Linked DNA regions of Homo sapiens: region 2 is linked to region 1. A link is a contact called in ENCODE Hi-C or POLR2A ChIA-PET data. All regions are on one chromosome and are shown on one strand. The core of a region is the stretch at or near the end of the contact, and the rest is flanking DNA. Distances in the headings are between cores, read along the strand shown. Region 1 overlaps ERCC6L2 (ERCC excision repair 6 like 2). Region 2 has its middle 39 kb from the start of LINC00092.

Region 1 (4,652 bases), core at 600-3,099:
GACTTTTTGATGAGCCCAAAGGAAAGTTCTAAACTGATAAACCTAGACTATTTTTTCCCCAGTTGGCATGGACACCTAAGCTAAGGAGTGAGATGCTATTAGAAGAAATGTGTTGTATTCTTAGTGTAAGATACTAATAAAAGCTGTTGTATGCATGTATGAGGAAATGGGCCTTCAAGAACCTTGGTAAGATAGAGGCAGAAAGATTTAGGGACCTGGGCAATGAGCCCTGCTCCTTTCCCTAAATGAGGGTGCCATGGACTAAACTGTGCCCCTCCCCCAAATCATGCAGAAGCCCCCTAACCCAGGACGTAACAGTATTTGGAGTTAGAGCCTTCAGGAGGTAATTAAGGTTAAATGAAGTCATACGGGTGGGACCCTGATCCAACAGGATTAGTGTCCTTAGAAGAGATGCCAGAGAACCCACACAGTTTCTTTCTCTTCTGTCTCTTCCTCTCTGCCATGTAAGGATACAGGGAGATGGTGGCCACCTGCCAGCCAGGAAGAGGGCCCTCACCAGAAACTGAATCAGCTAACTTCTTGTTGTTGGCCATCCAGCCTCCAGAACTGTGGACACGAATTTCTGTTGTTTAAGCCACCCAGTCTATAGTATTTTGTTATGGCAATCCAAGCAGACTAAGACAATGGGTATTGCTTTGCTGATGATGAGTTTGGGCCATGAGATAGAACAGCTCAATGTTTATAAATACTCCTTTGAACAAAAGTCATAGATAGTGAGTGCAGCAGCACTTGATTAAAAGTCCTAAAGTTTTAGAAATTATATTTTACACCATAGTTCCTTAAAACATTCATTTATTTATTCACTTAACAAATATTTATAGAGCCTGTTATGTGCTAAGCACTATAGCAGGAACTATATAACAGCAAATAAGACTCCGTTTCCTATCTTCAAGGAGTTTACAGTTTACTTGGGCTAGACAAATGCATGAAAATCAAAGTAGAATAGAGTGATAAACCCATAATGTAAATTTACCATGAGGTAAATATGGGGCACTACTGGCATTCATAGAAAGGGAACCTAGGTCAGTGATTGGTGGTAGGCAAGGTGGATAGAAAGGGTGTCTCTTCCTGACAAGTCAGTCAGGTAATGATGAGTGAGGAAGTCTCCCAGGGGGAGAGGGTGCATGTACAGGCTCAGGTCCAAGATGACCTGGTTCACAGAGGGGCAGGAGAAACTGCAAGGAAGAGGCTAAAAATCATAGGGGGTCCGTAGGCCAAGTTTAGAAGTTTGAATTTTATCCTATGCAAAACAGAGAATCCTTAGCATTAAAAAAATTACTTTTAATGTATGTTAGTAGGAGCTTCAATGCCACTTTTCTTTCTGCCACGTAGACCAGGTTACATAGTTTGTGTTTCCTTTGCTTTTAGGGGCAGACCATAAAGCACACTCACAACTTTCTTTTGTGGCTTCAGATGGGCCTGTGGCTTCTAGTCCTCACTACACTGTCTTGTTAACTTCCCGAAATCCAGATACTATACATGCTTGATCAACAGCCACTTTCATCTCCAACAGAATATTTAGTAACACATACACATGACTCCAACTTTCTGTCCTGGAAATTGCCAATGTTCTTGTTGGAAAGTAACAAGCATGTTCTTAAGAGGTTCCAGTTTTCACTTCACATGAAGTAATGAGATATTATTCTGTCTATTTTTCATCTTCAAATCCATTTTCATGGCCCTTCTATTAAATATTTGTGTTTGTAAAGATTAAGTGATTGGCAAGGTTACAAGCTGATGTCTTTTATTTATCCAAGGCTTGGTGGTGTCTCAGCAACTGCCAAAGTAACTTCACCTCTGCTGTGCTGAAACCACGACCTCACCCGTGACCCTGTGAGCTGTCACCTCTGGGAGGAGAGCTGCTTCTAACCTCATTTTATCTGAGTAGTCTGCAAGTACACTATGCCACATGGTTGCTGCTTACAGGATAAGCTATAATTATCATTCACTTTATTTCTGCCTTTTAACTGGCTTTCCTAATTCTGGGCCTTCAGAATTTTCTCTAAGAATTTAAGGAACTGCAGGGTACAAACAGGGGGCATAAGCCAGCCAGTTTGTGAAGAAAAGTTAGTTAACTAGAGTAGACTTCCATAACCCACTTAGGGAAAGGGGGAAAAAAAGAAACCAAAGATATGTATCTTTCAGCAAGTGTATCAAAAGCAGTTATGTATCATGGATACAATTCAAAATCCTCTCTCTTTCTGGAGGAAGGGAGGTGGAACACACCTAAATTCATCTTCTGTCTGCCTAAGCTTCCGGAAGGAGAGGAGGACTGAACACTTCATTCAGATGATCATGTGACTGCAGTAGAGGGAGGTGCAGTCTTGATTCTGATTGACTAGGACAGTTAATGGAAAAGAGGGTGGTAAAATGTACATGGTTGGACAGTTTTACTTCTACATCCCTAATTGGTAACCAAAGCCAATAAGGCACATAGTGATTGAAACACTTGAACATGCCACTAGAACTCAACGAAGCTGACGAGTCTGTCATCGCTCTGCCCACGGCTCAAGATGCGTATGCAGCATGCTGTACAGCATTGTGTCCATTCCAAAAGCAAACTCCCCGACCACAGCAGGTGCTGTATCAGTCACTTTCACAATGCTGATTGCAACATCTGATCTGGTGCCGGAGCTGAAGGATTTCATCAGGCTGGACAGATCAATTGTTGGAGAGAAAGGCAAAATAAAAATAGCACCATGGTGCATACCTGACTGGAAAAATGGGTAATGTTACCACCAAGTGCAAGGCTGTGAAGGCTGCTTTCTCGCTTATCTATAATGCTGTGTGCAAACCCAGCTGTAACCTGATGCAGCAGATAAACAAAAGATTCAGTGCTCTACTCTCAGCTGTCAAGCCAGGAGGCACCACAACCTCTGTCAAACTCAACCCAGCATGTGACTTCAACGAAGCCGCAGCATGACTAGCTAGCAAGGGTCTTGACATCAAGATAACACGATTACTCTTTCAACTTGGTACCGACCCTAACCTTGGGGTCACTGGGTGTGCCTTCATAAGTCAGTTTAAGCTCATCACAACCTTTTCTGAAATGACCTCATATGTTATAATGTGAAGTTTCATTGAGGAAGGATTCAATCATGCCTCACTGCTCCCTGGTGCAGGTTGTGACATAATGAAATTCATGAGCATTGAAGGACGACTCATTGAGAAACATGGGGAAGAACTTCCATTTCTTAGTCTTCTGACTCAGAGGGCACAAAGAATTAACACCTGCAAAGTTCCCTAATCTCTGTAAGGTCACAAATACATGGAAAAGAAAGCTAGATAATTCACTCAGAGACTACCAGTCAACAAAGGAGTCCCCCTCCAAACTTACTGATCATGAGGTTGAAGAGGCAGCTTCAAAACCACCTTTTAAGAAGGCACTGGTGAGCAAAGAAGATGAAAAAGGACTATAAGCAGCATACAATATATCTAGGGAAGATATTAAAGTTGCACTGACATTGAAGCCCAGAACAGAACAAACCAGTGTCCCAACATGGCTCTTGGAGGCGATCGAGAACAGAGAACGCATGCAAACTTAGGGAAAAAAAGGTATATGGTCAGTCTCCTGGCAAAATATTTGCCCAAAGTGAAAAGGCACACTCTGCAAAAATCCTTGTTGCCGATCTGTTCTGTGGGTAGGTACACTGTGTGGCAGTGTGGAAGGTGGTCACCTTTCTCTGCAACTGCAGAGAGCTGAGAGCCATACTCCAACCAGCCACGCCAGCACTCCAAAGAGCTGCGGGGCCAGCTCTTCCCTGGGCAGCTGAGGAACCAGCTGCCTGGGAGTCGCCAAACCCCTGCAGGAAGTACTTTGAACCCAGAGACATTTCCCACTGCCCCCAGAAGCCAGCAGGACCAGTCCAACCATGCCTCCCATCCCTGTTCACTTCTGTCATCCATTACCACTGGCCTCTCATCTCCTCCTACTGTACATCTTGATCTAATCCAATCCCTCACCCTTCCAAGCCATCCCTCCGTGCCCCTGGAACCAAGAGTCCCCCGAGTCTTCTGCTTCTATGCTGAATGGTCCTGTGCTCTGCTGATATTGCCTCTTCCCATGCGGCCCTTGCAAGGCAAGGCTCTTGCATCTCACAGCTCTCCAACCTCAGGGTTAGTGCTTCTAGACAATGCTGCTTCCAGACCATTCTTTTCTCAGAAAACTCCTTCCCCTCTTTAACATTTATGCCATCCAGCTAAACTGTTCTCTCCTCAATCTTCAGTGACCCCTTCATTGCTTCCTGCTAGCAGCTAAACTCTCAAGATCCTGGATTAATCTTGCTTCCCACCCCATCTCTTGCCATCATTCTTGATAACATCAATATCCATGTGGATGTCCCACCCATATCTGGCCCACCACTTTCTTTAGCTCACCTCCAAACTCATCTTAACTCCATGTTAGCCCCTACTCCCAAGTTTATAAATTGCCATTGTCATTACCATCAACAGCTCAACCTCCATGTCCCTGACTTAGTCATCTAAGGCTCCAGCTCAGCTGCTTGATGACTGCCCACAACAGCAATGCTGGGGGATATGCTGGTAACCTCAAGTCCTCAAATTCACTGACTCTTGTGCTTTTACACTATCCATCAGCCTCCCTTGTCCAGCTTAGGTTTAACTTTATAATC
Region 2 (4,604 bases), core at 418-2,917, 52 kb before region 1:
ATGTATACTGTATTCACACACACACACACACACACACACACACACATTCACACACACACATACTCAGGATTCCAGGAGACACAGTAAGAGAGGGCTGATGCGCCACCTCAGGGCAGGTGGGGATTCCAATCGAATTGTTCCAGTGACTCTGCTTGGGACCTGTGAACTGAAAGGTCACAGGGGATATTTGGAGAACTCATAGATGAAGGCATTAGGACTCAGAGAGGTGAAGTGACTTATCAACAAGAGGTTTGCAGGCCATAGGAGGTCGAGACTGCAGCCGGCTGTGATCGCACCACTGCACGCCAGCCTGGGTGACAAAGCCAGACCCTGTCTCAAAAAAAAAAAAAAAAAAAGAAAGAAAGAAAGAAAGAAAGAAAGAAAAAAGAGGCTTGCAGGCCAAATCTGGCCCACTGCCTGTTTTTGTAGGTAAAGTTACAGTGGGATGCAGCCGCACCATTTGTCATAACAGCATTGTCAGGAGAAGGGTAGCACCTCGCTCCATTGTGACCTTTGTTCCTGAGGTAGTGTTCCTTGCCCCTTCTACCAGGATCACAGAATAAGGGCAAGGGTGAAGCCCAGTGATGGTTCTGAGTAGATGTCATCGAAATAAGGGAGACTTGGAGCAAAGGGTTTTAGAGACTGTGTATCTTATAGCACCCAAGGCCGAGGACTTCACGAGGGCAGACTTAGGCCCTCACACTGAAACAATGGCTTGGCATGGAGTCAGTACAAAAGCATGGCTTCTGTGGGTTCCCTAAACAAGCATGTTTTAAGTTAACTCATTTCCAGTAATAACGTGCAACAACTTCAACTTTTGCTGATGCAAGCTTTTCTGGTGGAGGGAGGGGGAAGTGACATAATGAACATAAGAAACTTACAAAAAGCTTCTAGAGAAGATACGATCCAATCTTTGGCAACACTGATTGGATCCAGAGCTTTGTAAAACCAAAAGCACCAGAACTCTCTCTACCTCTATCCATCACAAATATGCAAGACAGGGGAGCAAGAAAGATTTAAAGAGAGGAGATGAGGAGGGAAAACAGTGAAACAAACCAAATGGCTTCATAATCTTGCAACAGCTGCTTCAGAACCTCTAGGAGTTGACAGTCCCCAGAAGCCCAGTGACCAGTCACCCAAGCACATCCTGGAAGGCAGGGACGGCCCAGGAGCAAATGGAGGGGGAAGTGCTGAGCTAGGCAATGGCATCTGCACCCAGGAGGCTAGCGGCCATGCTGCAGCTACACACAGGGCTACGTCTGCTTCCCTGAGGCTGCAGCAGAATGAGATGTGGCTGGCTGTGCTGATTTGCAAAGCCAACGCAGCTATGCTCTTTCTTCACTAGCCACCAGCAGCCTCACAGGGACTGGGGTCCAGTCTCCCTCCCTCTTTTCCTTCCTTTCTTCATCCTCCAAGAAAGCAAATGGTGAGTCATAAGAAAGGACTCTGTAACTTCAGATAGATCATTTCAGCGGGCATCAGCACGCCCGTCTGAGAGAAGTGTGGATAAGAATAAGGAACTTCCAAACTTTTCTTTTAAACCAACCAATGCCATTTTTCAAATGAAATATTCATCAAGGCAAAGGGGAAACATTGTGGTTGAGGGACCAGGAGGGGGAGCAAGGAGCCTACTCGGGTGGCTGTGACAAAGCACCACAAACAACAGAAGTTCTCTGTCTCCCAGTCTGGAGGCGAGAGCCACAGGATCCAGCATCATCAGGGCTGTTCCTCGTGAGGCCATGAGGGAAGATCTCTCCCCTTTGCTTGTAGATGGCCATCTTCTCCCTTCACATGGCATTCCTTGTAAGCATATCTCTGTGTCCACCTTTCCCCTTTTCACAAGGACACTGGTCACACTGGATGAGGGCCCACCCTAGTGAGCTTGCCTTCACTTGATGACCTCTGTAAAGCCTCTGTCTCCAAAGATGGTCACATTCCGAGTACCTCAGGGTTAAGACTTCAACTTAGGAAACCTGAGGGCACACAATTCAACCCATAACAGAGCCTTTCCTGCTCGGATCCATCCCCTCTGATGGGGGCTTGTAGGACAAAACCATGGAAATGTTCCTGAGCTGTAAAATGGCCAACAGAAAGATGGCAGACAGGCTGGAAAGGGGGAGAAACACAGAGATACAGCCACATGTTGATGCCCAGGGAAGGAGCACCTTTAAAAGGCACCACACCCTTAGGGGCAAGGGCAGGGCTTGGGCTGGGGACTGACTGTGGCAGTTTGTTTGTTGGAAGAATGAGTGACACTAAAGGTACCATCTTCAAGCAACAGTAATCAAAACAGCGTGTCCCTACCATAAAGATAAACTTACAAATCAGCGAAATAGAATTGAGAGGTCAGAAACATACCCTATGTTCTCTCTCTTAGACAGATAGATAGATAGATAGATAAATAGATAGATAGATAGATGCTAGAAAGATGACAGATACATAGATGATAGATATAGATAGATAGATGCTAGAAAGATGACAGATACATAGATGATAGAGATAGATAGATAGATAGATGATAGATAGATAGATAGATAGATAGATAGATAGATAGATAGATAGATAGATGCTAGAAAGATGACAGATACAGGCTGGACACAGTGGCTCACGCCTGTAATCCCAGCACTTTGGGAGGCTGAGGCAGGTGGATCACGAGGTCAGGAGATTGAGACCATCCTGACTAACATGGTGAAACCCTGTCTCTACTAAAAATACAAAATATCAGCCAGGCATGGTGGCACATGCCTGTAATCCCAGCTACTCGTGAGGCTGAGGCAGGAGAATCGCTTGAACCCGGGAGGCAGAGGTTGCAGTGAGCCGAGATCGTGCCACTGCACTCCAGCCTGGGTGACAGAGTGAGACACCATCTAAAAAAAAAAAAAAAAAAAAAAAAAAACCAGAAAAAAAGAAAGATGACAGATACATAGATGATAGATATAAATAGATAGATAACAGAGAGAGTGATATAGCAAATGCGGCAAAATGTTAACAATGGGTGAACCTGGGTGAAGGTTATATTGGTGTTCTTTGTATTAATACTATTTCTGCAAATTTTCTGTAATGTCTGTACATTTGAGCTATAAAAAAAAAAGAATACACGTGGTCTAATATTACTTGTCAGCCTGGGTACAAGGCTCACGTCATCCAAAAATCCAGACCTGGGGACTCCGGCTGGGGAGCAGGAGTGTGTCTCCACTCAAAGGGGTACCTGTTTAAGCAGCTTTTGTGTTCTCACTTACGAAGGGCCAGTCTGCTCATTTAATATTGAAACCTCAGCACTAGAGAAAGCAGCCTGTGGGTTGAGCCTTTGTTTTTCAGTTTTCATCTATTTTTCTCTTTGGAACAGCTTTGATTGAATACCATACAATTCACATATTTAAAGTGCACAATTCAATGGTTTTTAATATATTCACAGAGTTGTGCACTCATCACCACAATCAACTTTAGAACACTCATCACCCTAAAAAGAAATGCTGTACCCTCTAGCTATCACCCCTAGCATCCCCACTCTGCTCCCAGCTCTGGCAGCCACTCATTTCCTGTCTGCGCTATAGATTTGCCTGCCTCATCTGTACGTTTGGTGTGGAATCATATTGTATGCGGTCTTCCATGTCTGGCTTCTTTCACTTAGCACAATTTGGTTGGGGTCATCCATTGTAGCACACACCAGCACTTCCTTCTTCTTGTATAAATGAGCCAAAGATGGCTTCTGGGCAGTGGCCTCTAGGTTGTTCATTTCTTCACTGAAGGCTGAGACCTCTGAGCTCAAAACCCCACTGGCATCAAACTCAGAAATGTACACATCCAGTTGTTTTGAGAACTGCAGAAACAAGCAGATTTTTAGCCGTTTAGGGCCTGCCTGCTTTGCATTCCCCAGGAGACCTCACTCACTACCTGCCGGACACTGATAAGACTGAGCCTCGTGGTTTTAAGAACAGCCCCAAGGTGCTACTACCTTCCAAGGCTCTCGGACCCAGAGACTCCCCTCTGTGCTGCCAAGCAGCAGCTCCTAGGCACAGAAGCCTCCTTTTTGGCCCCCTTCCCGTTTCCCTTGCCTCCTCCCCTTCTGGAAGGTGCAACCCCCCCCCCAAGCCCCCGCCATAAGCTGCTCGAAGGTCTCATGCTGCAAGGGAGTTCCCCACTCATGCAATGTTGTCCCAGCGCCGTCCAGTAAAGCTTGCGTGTGTCACTACCCCTCATGGTCAACTTCTTTTTCTTTGATCAGCCCCCAAATCTCTCAAGCCCTCTACAATTCCTTTTTACTGCTGAATAGCATTCCATTGTACAGACATACCATATTTGTGTATCCATTCATCCACTGATGGACATTTAGTTATGCACACCTTTTGGCTATTATGGACTATGTTACTCTGAACATTTGTGCTGTTTTTGATTGAGCACCTGTTTCCATTTCTCTTGGGTATAGACGTAATGGTAGAATTGCTGGTCATATGGCAACTCTGTTTAATCCTTTCAGAAGCTACCAGCCTGTTTTCCAAAGTGGCTTCACCATTTGCATTCCCATTAGCAAAGTGTATGAGGGTTCCAATGATTCCACCTCCTTGCTAACACTTGTTATTGTCTGACTTTTCTATCCTAGCCAT

The links. Hi-C counts contacts between places; a loop is a spot of excess contacts on that map. ChIA-PET counts read pairs that join two places held with the same protein, here RNA polymerase II (POLR2A). Pooled maps may share reads with other maps.
Region 2: a loop to region 1 is called in a map of chondrocyte, with 2.8 times the contacts of the local background. The contact joins two enhancer-like sites. A Hi-C loop is called at or near these places in 3 of 168 maps with a recorded cell type or tissue (chondrocyte and naive thymus-derived CD4-positive, alpha-beta T cell) and 6 of 50 pooled maps. POLR2A ChIA-PET finds 5 or more read pairs at or near these places in 1 of 52 experiments (HCT116).

The regions. Positions count from the first base shown.
Region 1 is chr9:96,007,073-96,011,724 of GRCh38, reverse strand. The region is part of intron 18 of ERCC6L2 (ERCC excision repair 6 like 2); the gene reads right to left. Among named protein-coding and RNA genes, the nearest start is that of LINC00092, 12 kb to the left of the region's middle. Within about 2 kb of position 1,849, at least 5 of the 41 ENCODE cell types and tissues checked have a DNase peak (open chromatin) inside an H3K27ac peak, as active enhancers do.
Region 2 is chr9:96,058,439-96,063,042 of GRCh38, reverse strand. No RefSeq gene overlaps it. Among named protein-coding and RNA genes, the nearest start is that of LINC00092, 39 kb to the right of the region's middle. Within about 2 kb of position 1,667, at least 9 of the 41 ENCODE cell types and tissues checked have a DNase peak (open chromatin) inside an H3K27ac peak, as active enhancers do.